2 separate regions of the Homo sapiens genome follow, and region 1 is linked to region 2. A link is an interaction called in ENCODE POLR2A ChIA-PET data of the cell type or tissue named here. Cell type or tissue: Panc1. All regions are shown on one strand. Links, peaks and the distances in the headings refer to the core of each region. The heading gives the core; the rest is flanking DNA. Region 1 overlaps INSYN1 (inhibitory synaptic factor 1). Region 2 holds the start of CD276 (CD276 molecule).

Region 1 (9,206 bases), core at 748-8,747, 59 kb after region 2:
CCTGGGTGACAGAGCGAGACTCCATCTCAAAAATAAAAAAAATAAAAATAAAAAAAGAAAGAAAGAAAAAGAAAAATGGGGTAATAATACTTCCTGTCTCATCAGGTTATTGTGGTGATTAAATGAGATGCTGCTATAAAAAGTATTCGGCATAGAAGTAGCATAGAGACCTGCTCAATAAATGTGAGCAATATAATTGTCATTATTATCCCAAGGATATTCAGCTGCTGTCCCTGTGCTGGCCATGCCCCAGATGAAGCCCTGGTACCTCTAGGCTGTAACCTCATCTTTGTTCAGGACCTGCTGAGATGGGCTCAGGGGCTGGGTGTGGAGACATCGGGACGGAGTGGGGACCACTGGGCTCCTTTCCAAGGCTGCCCACCTGGTGAAGGTGGCCAGGAGCCTGTCTACGGCCCTAATTTTTAGCCCCATGGAAGTGGCTGCCTACTTCCTCGCACAGATCTCAGGTCTGCTTAGGGCCACGCCAGGACTGGCTGAGGCTTTGCCCTGAGGTTTTGGTCTTGGTCTCAGAATCAGGCTGAGAATGGGAGCTGAAAGGATTGGGGGTGGTCCAGACCCTCCAATCAAACCCCTGCCCAGCCCAGGCGATCCTTCAGGCTCTGTGGATGCCCAGCATCCCAGCACGGAGGCCTGCGCCATGGGAGCAGCTTGCCATTCCCCTATGTCCCAGGCAACCCTAAGATGGAAGGGGGTGAGGCAGGACTGTGTATAGCCGAGTAAGTCTGCCTTGGAGTAGAAGGATGGTGGGTGCAAGTGACGCAGGGCCTGGCCAGACTGATGCCACCCCCAGGCCCTGAGTCCTGCAGTCTCCAGACCACCCCGACTGTGAACCCTGGCCTAAAGGGACACCACTCCCTTTAGAGCCCGCCTCCTGCAGGGGAGTCCCCTCTAGGACATGGCCCTGGCCATCAGCCAGACTCCACCACAGAGTTCAGGGGCTAGCAAAAGGAGGATCAGACCTCCCATCAGTTTTACATACTTTCAGATACCCCCTTCAGGAGCCCCGCAATGAGAACGGAGGAAGGGCAGTCCTGCCCACACCTCCTGGGACCTAGGAGGCCAATGGGCATCTTCATGTCTAAGAGGAGCTCTGTGAAAGCTTTGGGGCCTGTGGGGCCAGATCCTTAGCATTTTTAAATTTTATTATGACTTCATTTGTTTAAATATATATATATATATATATATATATATATTTATTTATAGCTCTATGTGCCCACCGCCCCCGGCCCCCTCCCCGGCCCCTAGTTTTTCCCCCTGGCTTTCTGTCTAGTGGCTGTGTAGGGCAGAACCGTCTGCGTGCTCTTGTCTGACACTGTCTGGGTGCTGCTGTTCCTCGTGACCCTTCGAGTCTGTTCAGGGGCCAAGGTAGAGCCTGAGTGGCGGCTGGTCAGTGGAGAGCGCCGTGACTTGTAGGGGGCTGGGGAGGGCTTGTGGGGGCCTGCATGGGCCTCTGTATGGGCAGGCTCAGGGGGCAAGCCCACTTCTTCCTCCTCCACCTCCTGCTCACCGTCCCCCTCCTCATCGTCACAGCACAGAGCATGGTAGAGCACTTTGTCACTGAACCGCACCCTCTCCCGTGTCCCTGGGGTCCGCTGGGGCAGCTGGCTCTTCACCGTGGGGCCAGCACCAAAGGCCTCCTCACTGGAGGAGTCTGGGGTCTCCACTCGTGGCCCATTGGGGATGGGCGTGCCACCATTCATGAGGCGGTAGTCAGGGCCAGCCCCTGGCCGAGTCGACTCGGGACCATCCACGGAGTCCGAGGGGGTAGAGACGTCCAGGAAGGAGCAGAACTCCCAGCTGTCTGAGAGGATATCGGCTGTCATGAAGTCCAGGTGGCCCAGGTCAAAGGGGCCACCCATGCCCGCCTTGTCACTGCTAGAGGTGCTGCTCACAGTGGCCGTGGTCCAGTCGTCCGGCTCCAGTTCAAAGTCGAAGTCCGAGGTTAGCTTATCGATCTGGCTCACCACCTGACCAGGGAAGGGGAGAGGAGATGAGAGGGGCCAGGTGGGTCCCTGCATCAGCCAGGTGTGAGTGTGTCTCCACCCCATCCCTGTAGACCCCTGGCTGATGAGCGTACTGGACAGGGGAGAGCCTGTAGGATGGTGACTGGCCTGGAGGTCACAGGTTGGTTTGCCCTGTGGAGGGCCCAAATCAGATCAGGCTGGACAGAGCTTGTTCCGGCCCTTCCCAAAGGTCTGTTTACCACTGTTCAGTGCCCTGGGGGAGAGGGAACTGCTTTCCAGCCCTGCACACCATCCATTCACTCACCCCTGTCTCTCAAACACAGCAGCTGCTCTGGGGGCAGCCCTGGTGATCAGGGATGAATCTTCCTTAGTTTGAGAGGGGGCCACTTCAGAGGGGCTGAGGGCCTCCAGCAAGCCCATTCCACAAAGAGCTGAGCAGCCCATGCACCCTCAGAGAGGAAATGATGTGGGTGATCACAAGGAAGACCCTGTGTGGGCTTTCTAAAGCATCCTGGACCAGTCCTTGCAGCTGACTGGTGACTGTCGCCCCTGGGTCTCCACCATCCCTCACGGCAAGAACACCAGGTGTACAGCACTGGCTGGGTCACCCCACCCCCATCTCCATCTCCCGGAGCCTCCTCATTCCTTCCCCTTCCCTGCCCACTGACAAGTGGAGATCAATCCTGGCTTGTTGAGAGAAGGAATAAAGCAAGCATTATTTGATAAGCAATAAAGAAGCCATCTATTCTGGGCCCAGAGCTGCTTGTTCAATGCACTCAGGGGGCAGCTCAGCTGTGGAGGTCACTCCACCCTGGCCTGCCTCGCATAAAGTGAAGCCCTTGGCTTCTATACAGAAGGCCCTGGCTTGGGACACTCCCTTGCCTGGGTGGCCACTGTCAGCACATAAATCAGGGAGGAAGACAGTGAGGGAAAGAGGGAGATCCAGTCAGAGACACAGGGATGGGACAGGGCAAGAGAAGGGAGAGAGAAGATTCCAACCAAAAACAAAACAGAAAAACAATGAAAACAAAGCAGCGAGGCCAAGAGTCAGAGTAACAGAGACCAAGAGATCCACAGTGAGTCATCCAGATCAGAATCCAGCCCCCAGCACCTCTCTGGCGCCCTTCAACCTGGGGTCAGAGCAGGCAATTAATTAATTAACTCATTAAGTCCTTAATTCAACAAACAGTTGCTAAGGGCTGCTGCTGTCCAGGGATGTGCTAGTATTTGGCAAGGAGTGGGGGTAGTGAGTGCCCCAAAGTGAGAGGAAAGCAAGGACAAAAGTGATGGCCAGAGTGGCTTGGGCCAGTGGGAAGACTACTTGATCAGGAGTCAGGGGCTGGATGCAGGAGACCTGGTCAACCATTTTTCCTCTGTAGGTCTCAGTTGCCCAGTCTGTAAGCGAAGAGGGTGGGTGAACTAGTTTATTTCCAAGGTTCCTTCCATGTCTGAGATTCTAGGACTCTGTTTATAGGAATGACTCTGAGAGGCTGCTTGGGTGCTGATGCCTAGGGATGGCCCCTCAACCATTGCCCAGGCCAGGAGTGGGGAAACCACTTGGCTGAGGCCTCCAGAAGAGCTGGAGGAATCAGGACATCTGGATTCCAGACTTAGCTTTGACATTGTTCTGTGTGTCTTTTGGAAGATCACAGAACCTCTCTGGACCTCAACCTCATTCACCTCCAAGTGGGTATGACAATCCCAGACCACCAAGTGAGTATGACAATCCCAGCCAACCTTATGAGAGCTTCATGAAGGACAGTGAGAAGGGCAGCAAAAGGACTCTGCAAAGCACTGGGGATGAAAATGACACCACCTCCCATCTCTGAGCACCTACCATGCACCATGCTTTCGAGTGCTCACCTCCACCCATGAGATCATTATCTCCTGTGTCTACAGATGAGGAGTCTTGGGCACTAGTCCCTGGAAAGCTGAGAATCTCCCCCTGCGGCCCCCTGCAAAACTGCACACCATCATGAAGTGCTGCTGTGACTGCTGGGCTTGGGCAGGCGGCAGGGATAGGGCCCTACCCTCCAATCTGGCTACTTCTTCTTGTGCTTCTCCCAGGATGATGCCTTCCTGCCCCAAAGGAACCTCAGAGAAACTCCTATCTCCCAGAAGCCCTTGCTCAACCCAAGCTCCACCCAAGGGCTGGTGGGAGCACTGGCCTAGCGTAGGGACACTCAGACTTGAGTGTCCCTCAGCTCACTCCCCAGAGTTTCTGGTTCTGCTGGTCTGGGGTGGTGCTGGAGAAGGTGCCTACCTAGTGTGCCTCCAGGTGCTGTTGCTGCTGGTCCAGAGACCTGCTTTGAAAACCACTAGCCTAGGGCACTGGGAGATTTAAGCTGGGTGAAGACCAGCAATTCAAGGCATTGATGGCCTCAGGAGAGGCCCACCACCTCTGGGGCAGCTATGCCCTCAAATGAGACTCCCCTGATCAAGCCAGAGCTGTGGAGTTTGCTGCTGCCTGAGGGCGGGGCAGAATGCCAGTAGGAATTGGAGTTGCATGACTTGGCTGTGACCTCACAGGGTCAGCTGAGGCCAGGCTGGGCCCAGAAGCTGGGTCTCCTGATGCTTAGTGAGGACAAGCACCATTGGGCCTCAGGCAGGGAAGATCCAGGGTACACATGGCAGGAGCCCAAGCCTTCAGGCTGGAACACTCCCCCAACCCAAGAAGCCCTTCCTCTTCTTTATTAGTACACTCCTCTCTGGTTCCAACCTGGGGGGATGGAGGAAAGAGAAAGAGGGAGGCCTGCATTCCCGAGTCCCACGTCTGCCACCTCTTGGCTGAGAGACCTTAGGCAGATGATTATCCCCCTCTGGGGCTTGATTTCCTGTCCTATAAAAGGAAGTAACACTCCCCTCCTCACCCAGGGTGATGAAAATTTAACAGATATGGGCCGGGTGTGGTGGCTCATGCCTGTAATCCCAGCACTTTGGGAGGCCGAGGCGGGCAGATCATGAGGTCAGGAGATTGAGACCATCCTGGCCAACATGGTGAAATCCCGTCTCTACTAAAAAATAAAAATAAATTAAAAAAATTAGCTGGGCGTGGTGGTGCGTGCATAGAGTCCCAGCTACTCGGGAGGCTGAGGCAGAGGAATCTCTTGAACCCAGGAGGCGGAGATTGCAGTGAGCCGAGATCGCGCCACTGCACTCCAGCCTGGCAACAGAGAGAGACTCTGTCTCAAAAAAAAAAAAAAAAAAAAAAAAAAAAAAGAAAGAAAAAGAAAATTTAACAGATATGAATGTGTCACAGAGTCAAGATAGCTAAATACTTAAGAACCTGGGCTCTGGAGCCAGACATGGAGTCCTACCCTGGCTTCACTGCTTACCAGCTGTGTGACCTTGGCCAAGTTACTCAACGTCTCTGTGCCTAAGTTCATCATCAAAGGAGAATTCTAGTAATACCTACTTGATAGGGCTGTTGTGAGGATTTAATGGCTTAATGCGCTTTGGACAGCATATGGAACAAGGCAGACTACCAACATCTACAATGCACCGTTGGGGGCTAACATGTGATCATGCCCCCGCACCAGGCCTAAGAGCAGTGGGAATTAGTTCTGCACCAAAGGAATGACCCTCTGATGTGGGTCCAGTGACTGTGGCAGAATTTCCAGTGCCTGTGGCAGAATAATGGGACATGCCAGGCCTTTCAAAACCTAGCACATGGACAGTACCTATTTTGCCCAAAGTTAGGGCTGTCTCCAGAAAGAACAGAACCAGAAGAAGTTCTAAAAACCAACTGGCTATGAGGCCCACAGGCAAATCTGGCCCAACCTATTAGGTGAGACAGGTCACACCACTTGATGAATGACATAGTGAGGATGTGAAAGGGAAGCCATGTGCCCAAGGGTATGCAGCTTCTCTGTGGGGGGCCTGGGTCAGTTCACAATCCCCACTGCTCTTCCCTGGTGCCTCGTTTCCTGGGCCAATGGTGAGGGCAGGTGTGGAGCAGACCCCAGTCTTGTCTTGCTCTCTGCTTTGGATGTCTTGAAATCTGTGATTTTTCCCTGAGGTTTAATAATCATTTTGCCTACATGTAATTTGGGATTGTCTTGGAGTGCATGGAAATAATTATATACACAGAAGGAAAGAGAGGGGGAGAGAGAGAGTGGAGAGAGAAATTGAACCATAAAATTACAGAATCAGACAACCCCCAAGCCAGAAGGGACTGCAGGCACTGTTGAGTCCACCTGTCTCAATGTGTTTGCCGAGGGGGGCAATGAGGCTCAGAGACTGGGAGGAGCTGAGCTGGGACCAGAGGGTGAGTCTTGACTCCTGGGCATTGCACCTTAAGACCAAGAATGACTTGCTCTGAAGAGACCAAGAGGGAGCCCTAGAGAGCAAGGGCAGGACTGAGGGCTGTGGCAGAACCTGCAAACCTCGTGCCAGAGGTGTCCCCAACCTCTGTCCTGGTCACAGCCTTAGCGCCCCTCGCTGAAAAACTGCACCCATCTAGTCTTTCCACCGATAGCAACTTCCTCCCAGCTCTTGCTTCATGCTGCACCTAGGGAACTTTCTTATCAGCCAACAGGTCCACGTTGCCCCTGTGCTTCCAGCCCTTCCATACTCCCCAAACTCCTAAGCCTCCCAAACATAACTCCCTACCCACCCCCTTTCCTCTCCAGCAAGCAGCCTCCACCCTGCCAGGCCTGCCTCCTCACCACCCCTACACACTCACACTCCATCGAGCTCACTTCTGCCTCTGGGCCTCACCTGACACGCCCTCCCTCCTTTCCTACTCACTCCGTCTTCACTTCGAGAAGGAAGCCTTCCCTGATCCCCAGCTGAGGTCAGGTTCCCTATGAAAGGCTCTCAAAGCACCCTGCACCTCTCCTGAAAATGTTACACAATATTTAACACTGCTACAATTTTGCACCTATATGTTATAACGTGGTTGATGTCTGTCTCCCCACTACACAGTAAACCCCATGAGGAGCAGGACTAGGTCTCTTGCTCACCGCTACATCCCCAGCTCGGCACAGGGATCGGCACATTCTGCAAACACAGCTGTTGGATGAGTGATGAGTTGAGACAGATGGCTTAATAAAAACTACTCGGGAGGCTGAGGCAGGAGAATGGTGTGAACCCAGGAGGCAGAGCTTGCAGTGAGCCGAGATCACACCACTGCACTCCAGCCTGGGCGACAGAGCGAGACTCCGTCTCAAAAAACAAAACAAAACAAAACAAAACAAAAAAACTGCTGGGGGCTTCTTTTCTGAGGAAGAGTTCCATAGACCTGGACAATCCTATATTGCCAGACGCCAACCCTCTCTCCAGCCCTGGCTGAGCCCCCTCTCCAGTGGAAGCTTTGCTGTGTTCCTTAAGGCCTTAGAGCTAGGACTGAGGACCTGTAGTCCCAGAACCAGCATCCTGTACCCCCGGACCCCCCACCACACCCCCCACCCTGCCCCACCTCACCTCCCCTGACAAGCTGCCACCTCCTTCCCTCTCTCCCAGCTCCCCAAGGCAGCTGGTTACATAACTGGGGATTCTGCATTATTTATGACCACTGATTATTTTTTAATTCTGTGATTACGTTATTATCTTCTTGGGGGGCTGTGGAGTTGGAGGGGCAGCGAGCTGATCGTGATTCATGGCTCTCATCCTGCAATTTGGCCTAATTGGCCAGGGAGCTTTGGTAAATCTGTCCGGAGGAGGAGAAGGCAAAGGGAAAAGGGAGGAAAGGAAGGCGTGAACAAAAATAATAAGAAAAAAATCCACGCAATTCTTGCTGAGCTGCAGGTGATGGAGCTGACCCACTTTGGCGCAGCTCCGTGGTCCCCAGCCTCTCCTGCTCCAGCTGCTTCCTGGCTGGGCCCCATTTATCTCACACTTGCATGGCCTATGGCTTTCCCTGCCACCTTCAGACAAAGCCCCTTGCCGATGGGACTGCACAATGGAATGGCCAGGAAACAGAATGCCAGGATGACTGCTTCCTAGGCAAATCCGGTGGGGGATCCTCCACTGCCACCCAAGGCTGGGGAAACGTTGTGCCAACCCCTCCATCTTCCTGAGGTGTTTGGGCCAAAGTGAGCAACTGTGCCCTTAAGTTATATCCCACCCAAGAGTCACCGATGATGTGGGAGACACTGGTGTTAATGCAAGGATCACTATTGAGCCCCCATGTTGAGTGACGCCTGGGGGAGGGGGAAACCAAGGATGAGGAGGCCAAGTACCTGCTCAAGGTAAGCTCAATACCTGGGGGCCAAGGACAGGGGCCCTTAACCCTGCCTTTGGGAGCTTCTGGTGGGTGGGTAACAGGGGAGCAGTGGGGAGGCAGATTCCCACCCAGAAACATGACCAGCAGATTCCTGGAGAGTGTGTGGGATTCTCACTGAGAACGAATCCAAATTCCGTGCATGCTGTGCATGGCTCGACGGAATCTGACTCCCTGCTCCCTCTTTGACCTTTCCTCTACTCTTCTCCTTGTTCACTGCCCTCCAGCTGCTCTGGCTTCCTTAGCTGAACCTGCATATGCCAAGCACACTTCCTCTTCGAGACCTTGGCACCGGCTGCACCCTCAGCCGGGAATGCTCTTCCCCTAGATAGCCATGTGACTTGTATCCTCACTTCTGTGGGGTCTCTGTTCAAAGGCCACCTTATTGGAGACCCCCTTCCTGCCCCCATCCCTGTCACTCTCTATCTGCTTTTCCCACTGGCAGGGAGTGAGACTGCTGACTGCAGGAGAAACTAAAGGGCCCCAGCCAGGAGGCCAGGATGTGGTCCTGACCTCCCTGGTCATGGCTAAGAAACTGATGTGATTCCAGAAAACAAGGCCGTACGTGGAGCTGAGGAGCAGGCCAGTTTTAGAATAATTCATTAAAAACATCAAACAGATACGGAGTGAGCTTTGTGCCTCTCATTGTGCTAAGTGCTTTATATATGTCTCATTTAATTCTCGCAACAACCCTGGGGCAGGGGTAGGGGAGGATGCCTAAAATGTAGTCTCCCCATTTTTACCAATGGGAAAACAGAAGCACAGAGAGGTAAAGTAACTTTCGCAAGTTCACACAGCTAAGGAGAGGGTGGAGCTCAGATTTGAACTACAGGCATCTAGCTGCAGAGCCCATGCTCATAGCCCCTGAGCTGTTCTGCATCTCTTACTTAAGATCTACAGAACTTTGAGGAGCTTAGAGAACCTGCTGGGACTGGCCCGGTATCCTGGAGTACTGGGGAGCCTGGGAGAGATAAGGGCTAATTAACGATTGACCGTCA
Region 2 (9,206 bases), core at 307-8,306:
ATTAGGGCCTTAGGGTTACGGAGTGTTCCCAGGCGATCCTCCCTGGAGGACCTGCTCCTCTTTCATTAGGCTGCTCCTGTTATTTTGCTTGCCAGATGCTTCCAGCTGGCAGTAGTTGGTTCTAGACATTTGAAGCCTATTCCAAGACTCAATTCCCAGGACTAAGAAACTAGGAAGCCGGAACCTGCAGTGGTTGCTATGCACCATATTCAGTTTTACACCGGATTCAGTCATTTGAGAGAAATGTGGTTGCCTTAAGTCTAGGCTGGATGGAATGGTTCCTGATGGCACCCTATGAGTCCTAAGTGAGTGGGCAGAGTGGAGTGCGGGTGGGTGGCTTTTGCCAAGACATCAAGGATTTGAGGCCTAAAAATGCAAACAACTTGGGAAGTAATATGCACCAACCAGCCTGAGGGAAGGGAGGCCAGTGCCAAGGTATTGGCTTAGTGTCGCAGGGATCCTCGATAAAATCCCCAATCGCCACTTGGGCCTTAAATCCCTGACACTGCCAAGAATTGATTTTTGTTTCTTATGGAAGCAGTCAAAATGAATACATTTTCAGTATCATTCTTAGGAGAGGCATCTCAATGTTTCTGAGCCGCTTTCTATGAGATGGACTGCTTAGCTGCTCTAAAAAGACAGAAATATCTCCATAGCTTACACTGTACAGTTTGCATTATCTAAGTGTATTTAAATAGATGAGAGAGACACTTTCCCTTTTGCATGTCAAAGGAGGCAAAAGGAAGTTTTCTCCTAATTTCAGTCATAATTTCTGCCCTGAGGAAAGTTATAATGTTCTACTGTATGGATACACCACATTTTGCCTATCCATTCATCTGGAGATGTAGACACTTGCGTTGCTTCCACATTTTGCCTATTGTGAGTAATGCCACTAAGAATATGAGTGTACAAATATCTCTCTGAGACCCTGCTTTCAATTCTTTGGAGGTATGCCCATAAGTGGAATTGCTGAATCATATAGTAGTTCTATTTTTATTTCTATTTTTTGAGACAGAGTCTCACTTTGTCACCCATGCTGAAGTGCAGTGGCATGATCTCAGTTCACTGCAACCTCCGCCTCCTGGGTTCAAGTGATTCTTCTACCTCAGCCTCCCAAGTAGCTGGGACTACAGGTGAGCGCCACCATGCCTGGCTAATTTTTGTATTATTATTATTTTTTTAGTAAAGATGGGGTTTCACCATATTGGCCAGGCTGGTCTTGAACTCCTGACTTCAGGTGATCCTCCCGCCTTGGCCTCCCAGAGTGTTGGGATTAGAGGTGTGAGCCACCTTGCCTGGCCTATTTTTAATTTTTTGAGGAACTACCAGACTGGTTTCCATAGCTCAAGGCTGCTCCTTTAACAAGCTTTCCCCAAAGCCTCAATCAGTGAGTTTCATTTCCATCTCATTTGCCACACTGGGTCACGTGACTGCCTCTAGCTGCAAGGGGGTCTGAGAACCCACGTATTTTCAACTAGGCATAGAACTTCTTAGAACAAATGCTACACTCTGTTGGTAAGGAAGAAGTAGAGAATTAATTTTAGTGGACAACTAGCAGCCTAAGGGCAAATGAGAACACTGAAGGGCTTCAGGTAAGCAAGAGACATTGTGGGAGGATTTGCGCTTTAGAAGGCTCTCTCTGGCAGCTATGGACTGAGGAGTCACAGTCAGCAGAATTAGTTAAGAGGCTTCAACAACAATCCAGTGAGGAGTGATGGGGGTTCAGATGAGGATGGTGTGGCAGTAGGGTATTCAGGAAAGGGAGGGATTCCTAACATATTCTAGGGCACCCCTTCAAGCCTGCCTGGATATTGGCAGTGGGAAGTGGGGGGAAGTGGGAGGGAACGAGGGATGAGTCCAGGTTTTGAGCATAGTCCTTCCTGTATATCTAGAAGGGGAAACAGGTTTTGGGGACATGTGATAATTCAATTTTGCACATGTTGAATTTGAGGAACCTGCAGGATGGTAGGTAGATAAAAAGTGGGATAAGGCTTGTCCCAATCTGGGTCTTTTGGGATTGGTTTGTGACCTCCTTGGGGAACTTGAAGCAAAACTGGAGATAGCACATTCTGAGTCATCTACTACTGTGCTGACCTAGGAAGCAGGTTGTGGGGAGGTGGGGGGTGGGAGGGATAGAGGTGAGAGGGGTAGGGCTGCTGTCCAGAAAGAATGCATGAAGACAACCTTCCATCCTGAGTTTTTCTGGTTCTGACGGGAATCTCTGTGTAGCACCTCCATTCCTGAGTTCCCAGGGACAATCAGGCAAACATTCTCTGAACCAAGGAGACCCCTGCATGATGGGATGGTCATTCTAGCTATCTGTGTCCAGATCCAAGTGTCTGAGTCTCAGATGAGCTGGTCCTACACATGTGCTATCTGTGCCCTGCCCAAGCTGTTTCCCCCTCCTAGGGGATCAGAGCCCTCTCAATCTGCTGCTTCCAGGAATGAGAGCCAATACACATTTCCTTCCCTCCTGACCTCTGCTCTTGAATGATTATTTTAAAATCTCCCCCCATAGACACACTATAAACTGCTCTGTGATGTTCCTTCACTGTCCACCATGGCTGAGTCATGCCAGATTATAAATCCCTTAGGACAGGACCAGCGTCACCACCGCAAGGCACAAGGCACAGGACTGACTCTTTGTGAAGGGAAGGAAAGTAAGTTTCTCTAGATCTGTTCAATGCCACCTCCAGGGTCCTGCAGCAGGGCTCCTAGCTCCCTCAGCCCAAGGACACCTCTCCATGTGATGCTACTTCCCCAGGTTGCTGGGCCAACTGGAGGCTACTCATCCTGAGACCTGTAAGGCCAGACCCAGGCTGGACGAGGCTGGTCAGGGCCTGGCAGGGCAGTGGGGAGCAGCGTGGAATGGTCCAGAGTTCCTGGAGGTGGTCAGGGACAAGACAGCTGGGCCTCTCTGCTGTCATCCCTAGGAGCAGTCAGCAATTACACAGACACAGCTGCTGTGTGATTCAAAGACACATATGCACGTAGACTCAAATACAGAGTTGCTTGAATGTGTTCACAAATATACACACCCGGCCGGGCGCGGTGGCTCACGTTTGTAATCCCAGCCCTTTTGGAGGCCAAGGCGGGTGGATCACAAGGTCAAGAGATCGAGACCATCCTGGCCAAAATAGTGGTGCGCACCTGTAATCCCAGCTACTCTGGAGGCTGAGGCAGGAGAATCGCTTGAACTCAGGAGGCGGAGGTTGCAGTGAGCCGAGATTGAGCCACTGCACTCCAGAGCCAGACTCTGTCTCAAAAAAAAAAAAAAGACAAAAACCCCCCACAAATATACACACCCATGCACCACCACCCCTACCCATACACCACACGCACACTTAAATTCAGAGGGCAAATCCCGGTTCCTCCCTTCATAGCTATGTGTCCCCAAGTTACTTAATCTCTTTGTATCTTAATTTCCTTATTTCCGATCTGTAAAAATGAGAATAATGGTATTCACCTCAATGAGTTGTTGTGAAGATTAAATGAGATAAAATGGTAAAGAGCTTACAACAGTGGCAACACATGCAGAGAGACGCACATGTTTTCATACTCATTTCCCAAGCCCTGCCCAGTACTGCCACTGGCACTGGTGGTGAGCCTGGCAGCAGTACAAGGTTGGAGTCCCTTCATCCCTTTGAGCCTTGGTTTTCTCATCTGTGAAATGGGAATAATAATATCTAGCCGGCGGGGCTGTTTGGAGGAACTAAAGAGGCCCAGCATGGAAAGCTCCTAACCTAACTCTGGCCCACAAAAGTCTCCCTACGTTTTAGCTGTCACTGTCCCTGTGAGGAAGAACAGATCCAAGAACAGGTGCAGGGATGGGCTGCACCACAGCAAAATCTGGACAGGCCCGACCCCCATCTCCTCCCAGGCTGGAGCGGGGCCCTGTAAGGACAGAGCCCAAGGCCACTAGGTGTCAGGCCTGTTGGAGCCAAGTCCGGCCAGCAGTCTGGGGTGGGGCTGGGGGCAGGGCTGGTCGGATGGCCGTGGGTGGAAGGAAAAGAGGAAAACCAGCTCAGTGGAAATTGTCCTGCGGTTGGCTCAGGCGCCCACGACACTGTATTTATAGAGAGCTCCTTGCAGCTCTTAATTCCTCGCAGTCGAGTTAACCCTTTCTGGGCTGTGGTGCCAGCATGGTGTGGAGGAAGAACCCAAGACTGGGGTTGGACAGCAGGATTCCAGCCCTGTTCTGCCGCCAGTCGATGACCAGTCAGTCACCTATCCCCTCTCGCAGAAAGGAAGATTCGGCTCTTGGAAGTGTGGGAACGGGGTGGGGGATGGGCAGCGCCCTGCTCCGGGAGCCGAGGGTTTTCCCCGCCAGGGTCAGGCCTGGGGGCGGGGCGGGGCGGGGGCGGGGGCCAGGCCGTGTGCTCTGCCCAGCGGGCTGGCTCAGGCCTCGGTCAGCAGCCGCCACCGCGGGGCCAATCCGGCCTCAGGGACGCACCGGAGCCGCCTTTCCGGGCCTCAGGCGGATTCTCCGGCGCGGCCCGCCCCGCCCCTCGGACTCCCCGGGCCGCCCCCGGCCCCCATTCGGGCCGGGCCTCGCTGCGGCGGCGACTGAGCCAGGCTGGGCCGCGTCCCTGAGTCCCAGAGTCGGCGCGGCGCGGTGAGTGCTGGCGTGGCGCGGGCGGCGCGGGGTGGGGCGGCCTTTGTCTGCTGCGGGCCGGGCCTGGATCCCGCGGAGGTCCGCACGTTCCCGCTCAGGGCTGCAGGAGCTGAGCAGGGCGCCTTCCCTCCGGGCTCCTGCTCCCCTGCCCTCCCCCAGGTCCGGGCGGCCCCCCTCGCACAGGAGTCCCGGGAACCGCGGGCGCCCCTCCTGCCCTGGGCTGTGGGGCCCGCGGAGAGCTGGGGGCTCCCGGATCCTACCCCGCCCCCCTTTCCTCGGGTTGAGAGGGGCCCGGGCGCCGTCGGACCTGCAGACCCCGGAAGCTGCGGACCGGGCCGGGTGGGTGAATGCGCTTTTGCAGGCCCCGGGTCTGGAGCGGGCATGGGGGCAGATCTGTCCCGTGTTGAAGCTTAACGAAGCCACCGGCCGGCGCTGGGAGGTTAGCGGGGTCTCGGGTCCTGCAGAGGAAAACGCCCAGCTCCGGGAGGGGAGCGGCGGGGAGGGAAGGCGAGTGGTTAGGCGTGTCCACTCTGCAGGGCCCAGCAGGGCGAAGGTGTGGGCGACTGGTGCACTTCCACAGGCAGCCGTGGGCAGCATGAGGGGTCAGATTCCGGGAAGGACAGGTAGAGACGGCTGGCAGGGGCCACGGGGTGAATAGGTGTTGGGGGTGGGGAGGGAATTGGGATGGGCAGTTTGGGCTTGGGAAGCCTCAGGGAGGTGGGGGGTGAGGTGGGATGGAGAGGAGATGCGGGCGACGGTGGAGGGAGGTGGGGACCCCGAGTGGGGGCACACTAGAAGGGAGGGGATTGAATTCCAGCGCCCAGGGCCCTCCCTGCGACCGTTTAGCTAGCGAATTGGCAGGTTTGGCAGCCTAAGGCAGGGGATTTATTTCTAAGCCAAACCTGCTCTAATGAGAAAAGCGTGATAGATGACTCAGATATGGGATCTATCACTGAGGGAAAACATTAAGCAAATAGTAAAGCAAAAAAGATTTGTGTGTGTGTGTGTGTGTGTGTGTGTGTGTGTGTGTGTGTGGCGGGTGGGGGGGTGTTAGTTGTCTTAATTTAGAAAAACGATTTACCTTCAAATTGGATGTGGATAATTGTAAATGAGTCTGATCTCTTCATTAAAGCCCGGGGTCCTTTTCTTATAAGCATGTCTTCAGCAGTTAGTTTCTATATTAGAAAGTAATGAAGCTGCTTTGTCTTTAAGAGAGTTCTTTATTTAGTGCGGCCTCCTCTAGTTCCCTCTGGCCTCCCAGAAGTCCCTAGGAAATCTGATGCTGTGCAGCCTTCCTTGTAGTGTGGGGGACTGCAAATAGGTGGGACAGTTTGAGGCTGAGGGGAACTGAAGTCTAAACTTGAAGTCTAAACCTGTCCGATGGGTTGAGCTGATCTGAGTGCAGGGCAGGATGGAGGGCTATGGGGCTGTAGGGTATGAAGTGGCTCATTTCAAGGGAGTATTTTGGGTGAGTACATTTTCCTGATATCTGGAGTTCTTGAGATTAAGCACTAACACTTAGGGTAACTGTTGACCGTGGAAATTTACATACGTCACCGTCAGCTTACTGGAGTATCCTGATGTGAATGAAATTTTCCTTCATGACTTTGGGTCAGCCCTGTGGACCTCAGTTTTTGTTCTGAGGGGTTGTATGGCAAGGGGACGCTGGCGGGAGAGAGCTTCGTTCCTGCATTAAGTGGCCTCAGTGATGCAGTCAGGGTCCCATGACTGACCTTTGGAGTTCTTCCATGTCCTTATGGCATTACTGGTGGTTTCTCCTGCCTGCAGTAAGCTTTCCAGCTTACTCTAGACTCCTGTGCTGTGAGACATGAGCTTGTCAGAGGTAAGGAGCCTGTGTTAATGCAAGTCTCAGGTGAGAAGGGGTGTTGGAATCTGAGGACCCTGTTTTCCTTCCTGTCCCCTCTTCAGCTCTGTCCAGGCACCACCCGATGGAGGGTTGGCTGAATGTCTCATGTTCATATACCTGACAGCTGGCTTCGGTGCTTTAATATTTATGGAAAGGACAGTTATAGAAGTGTGGTCCCTTCAAAGTAGTCCTCTGGGGTGTCTGTGTCCTTATTAGGTTGACTTCTGAAACTTCCTGTGAGAATTCCATCATTAAACTTTGGCTTTCTCTGGAGGGGTAAATCTTTGTTCTTTGGAGTAGGATTTGAGTTTGACAAGGAGCTGGACAATGCTGTTTGGAGTCAGAGATGCAGTGTGATAAGAGAGCTGTGAGTTGGAATTCCACAGCACCTAAAGAGACTCCTAGAAAATGTTGTAGAACAAGTGGCTGGATGGTACTTGGTTGCACATACGGGGTTTGGGGTCTGTGCAGAAAAATGACCAAATCCAAGCAGCCTCTGAGATTATGACCACATGGGGGCTGTTAAGCTGTGGATCTGAGTCATAGGGTCAGGGAAAGAGGAAAAATGGCAAGGAGGATGACGTTACTGCCCATGAGCTTATCCTCTGAGTGGGTGGCGACTTCTCATTGTCCTTTTCCCACATCCCCAGGGCAGGAGTGTTAGGGAAGTCCACCAGCAAAAGGGGGAGGGCACACCCAGGGCCTAGGGGAGGGGGAGAGGGGTGAGGACTGGTCCACATGATTTTTGAGAAATTGCCTTTGGTCTTGTTGGCTCAGAATGGACCCCACACCTGGAAGGGGGCCACGTGTACAGTTATGCAACCCTTGCCTGCCACCCCCAGTTCTACCGCCCTTGCAGTGTGCCAGATAGGAGCATTGGGTTTTCAGGTTTGGGAGTGGGTAGGGTTGTGCTGGAGGCTAAATAGACATTATCTCATGTAATCCTCATAGTAATCCTATGAGGTAGGGTATCATTAACACCATTGTACAGTTGGGGAAACTGAGGCCCAGAAAGGGTAAGTCACATGCCCAAAGACACACAGCCGGCAAATGGTGGAGCTGGGCTGTTGTCTGCTTCCAGAACTGGCTTTTTCTGCTGCTCTGGAGGTAGGCACAGGTTTTACCCCTCTTTCTGGAGCCCGGTAAGATGTGCCAAGGGTCTCCTTAGTAAGTCAGGGAAGACTCATCTGGGGAACCAGAGAAGGGGCAGGCCTGACCTGGGTGACCCAGTGACTAGTGGCCTTCACAGCATAGTCAGGGCCTTTGCTGAGAGTTCTTCTCTTCCAGAGCCCTGGACTTTATCATGCTGGGGCTTCCAGGAGTTCCCCCTCCACCCTCCAGTTCTGACCAGTGCTCCCAGCCAGCTGCCCCCTTTCTCCCTTTCTTTCTCTTTGTGGTCCAGAGAATGAATGCCTGCTCCACACACCTTATGCCATTGGGAATCTGACCTTCTCTAGGCATAGGGAGCTTAATCTGCGGGAAGTGGAGTGAGAAGCATTTCTTGCTGGGAGCCTTGGAGCAGGGAGAGATACTGTCTCTGGGAGGCAGGGGTCCCAAGTTACCCTAGAGGCAATGCAGGCTCCTAGGAACTGGGGCTGCCTTGTGGGAGACATTGGAATGTGTCCCTGTGGGAATGCTCTGTGCTAGGGGCTATGGCAGCAGGACGGTAGGAGCTCATGGTACTTGGAACTGTGACCAAGCATCTGCGAAGAGGAAGGGGCCCAGGACCACTAGAATGAGTCAGAGCCAGAGATGGAGTCGAGTTGTGCATTTGCTACTTTGGAGCTGGGGCACTGATAGGGCTCTAGGTGAAAAGTAGGGATACAGAAGGAGTAATGGTCCCAGAGGCCCAGATGTGTGGCCTGACAGAGGAGGTCTTGGCCAGGGAGAGTGGGGTAGGGGCAAAGTGTTCGCTCAGTGCAGAGGCCCCATCTAGGAGGCCTTGTCCCCATGCTTGCGGCAATAATAACAGCAATAATAATAATTATTACTGCAGTTTTGGTACTGGGCACTTTCCTAAGTCCTCTCTCTCTATTGTCTTATTTTATTCTCACAGCAGCCCTGTGGGGTAGGGATTGTTACCCCCATTTTAGAGATTTGGAATTGGGTCTCAAATAGGTTAAGTCATTTAAACTTGGTCATGTGTTCAGCAAGGCATCGGTGTCAGGATTGAAACCCAAGGCTGCTGGCTTCTGAGCTCATGCTGTACCCTGGGCAGGCAAGGCAGCCTGGTGATTCCATTCAATAAGTGAGGAAGAGAGATAGGAGCATCAGCTGGCTCTTAGTCACTTCTGCTGGTGGCTGATAATTGAGTGTGGGCCCTTGGCCAGCCGGCCACCACTCTGGGTCCAGATTTCCATCTGTACAATGGGCCTGGAGCTAGGCGCTGGACCAGGTGTACCGTAAGAGGCCTTCTAGCTCTGAGGACTGGTGGAGATTGCTACACTCCGAGAGGGGTCTGGTGCTTAGATGGAGAGGGGTCGGCAGAGTTGTTCTGCTAAGCTGAGCCTCTTTCAGGGTAGAAACCAAAGGAATTTGGAGGCAAGGAGGCATTTAGGCAGATCACATCTGGAGAAAATGCACCCTTCCTTGAGTGCAGTCTGGAAAGGCTTCTGGAAAGGATAGGATTTCCAGATATGTTTAGGTGGGCACCTAGCAGGACTCAGCAGATATTGAGTGAATGCAGATGTGTGTGCCCTGGGCCTGCCAGTGTCTGACCCGAAA

What was found. ChIA-PET counts read pairs that join two places held together with the same protein. Peaks named below come from ENCODE experiments on the same cell type or tissue, not always from the same donor. Only the 100,000 strongest peaks of a DNase experiment are listed, where the experiment ranks them.
Region 1: POLR2A ChIA-PET joins it to region 2 with 13 read pairs; 2 of 35 experiments call an interaction of 5 or more read pairs at or near these places.

What each region holds. Positions count from the first base shown.
Region 1 is chr15:73,738,655-73,747,860 of GRCh38, forward strand. INSYN1 (inhibitory synaptic factor 1) reads right to left here. Exons shown (of 3, transcript NM_001039614.3): 3 at 1-1,988. The coding sequence ends at 1,263. Among named protein-coding and RNA genes, the nearest start is that of INSYN1, 10 kb to the right of the region's middle. In Panc1, for the core only: no CTCF peak of the experiment used is centred there; no DNase peak of the experiment used is centred there.
Region 2 is chr15:73,679,846-73,689,051 of GRCh38, forward strand. CD276 (CD276 molecule) reads left to right here and starts at 4,538. Exons shown (of 10, transcript NM_001024736.2): 1 at 4,538-4,615. RefSeq lists enhancers at 3,427-3,935, 4,953-5,459 and silencers at 4,319-4,368, 4,489-4,618, 4,629-4,758, 4,919-4,968. In Panc1, for the core only: CTCF peaks have their summits at 3,921 (motif pointing right) and 4,128; no DNase peak of the experiment used is centred there; H3K4me3 peaks cover 2,759 bases; H3K27ac peaks cover 1,814 bases.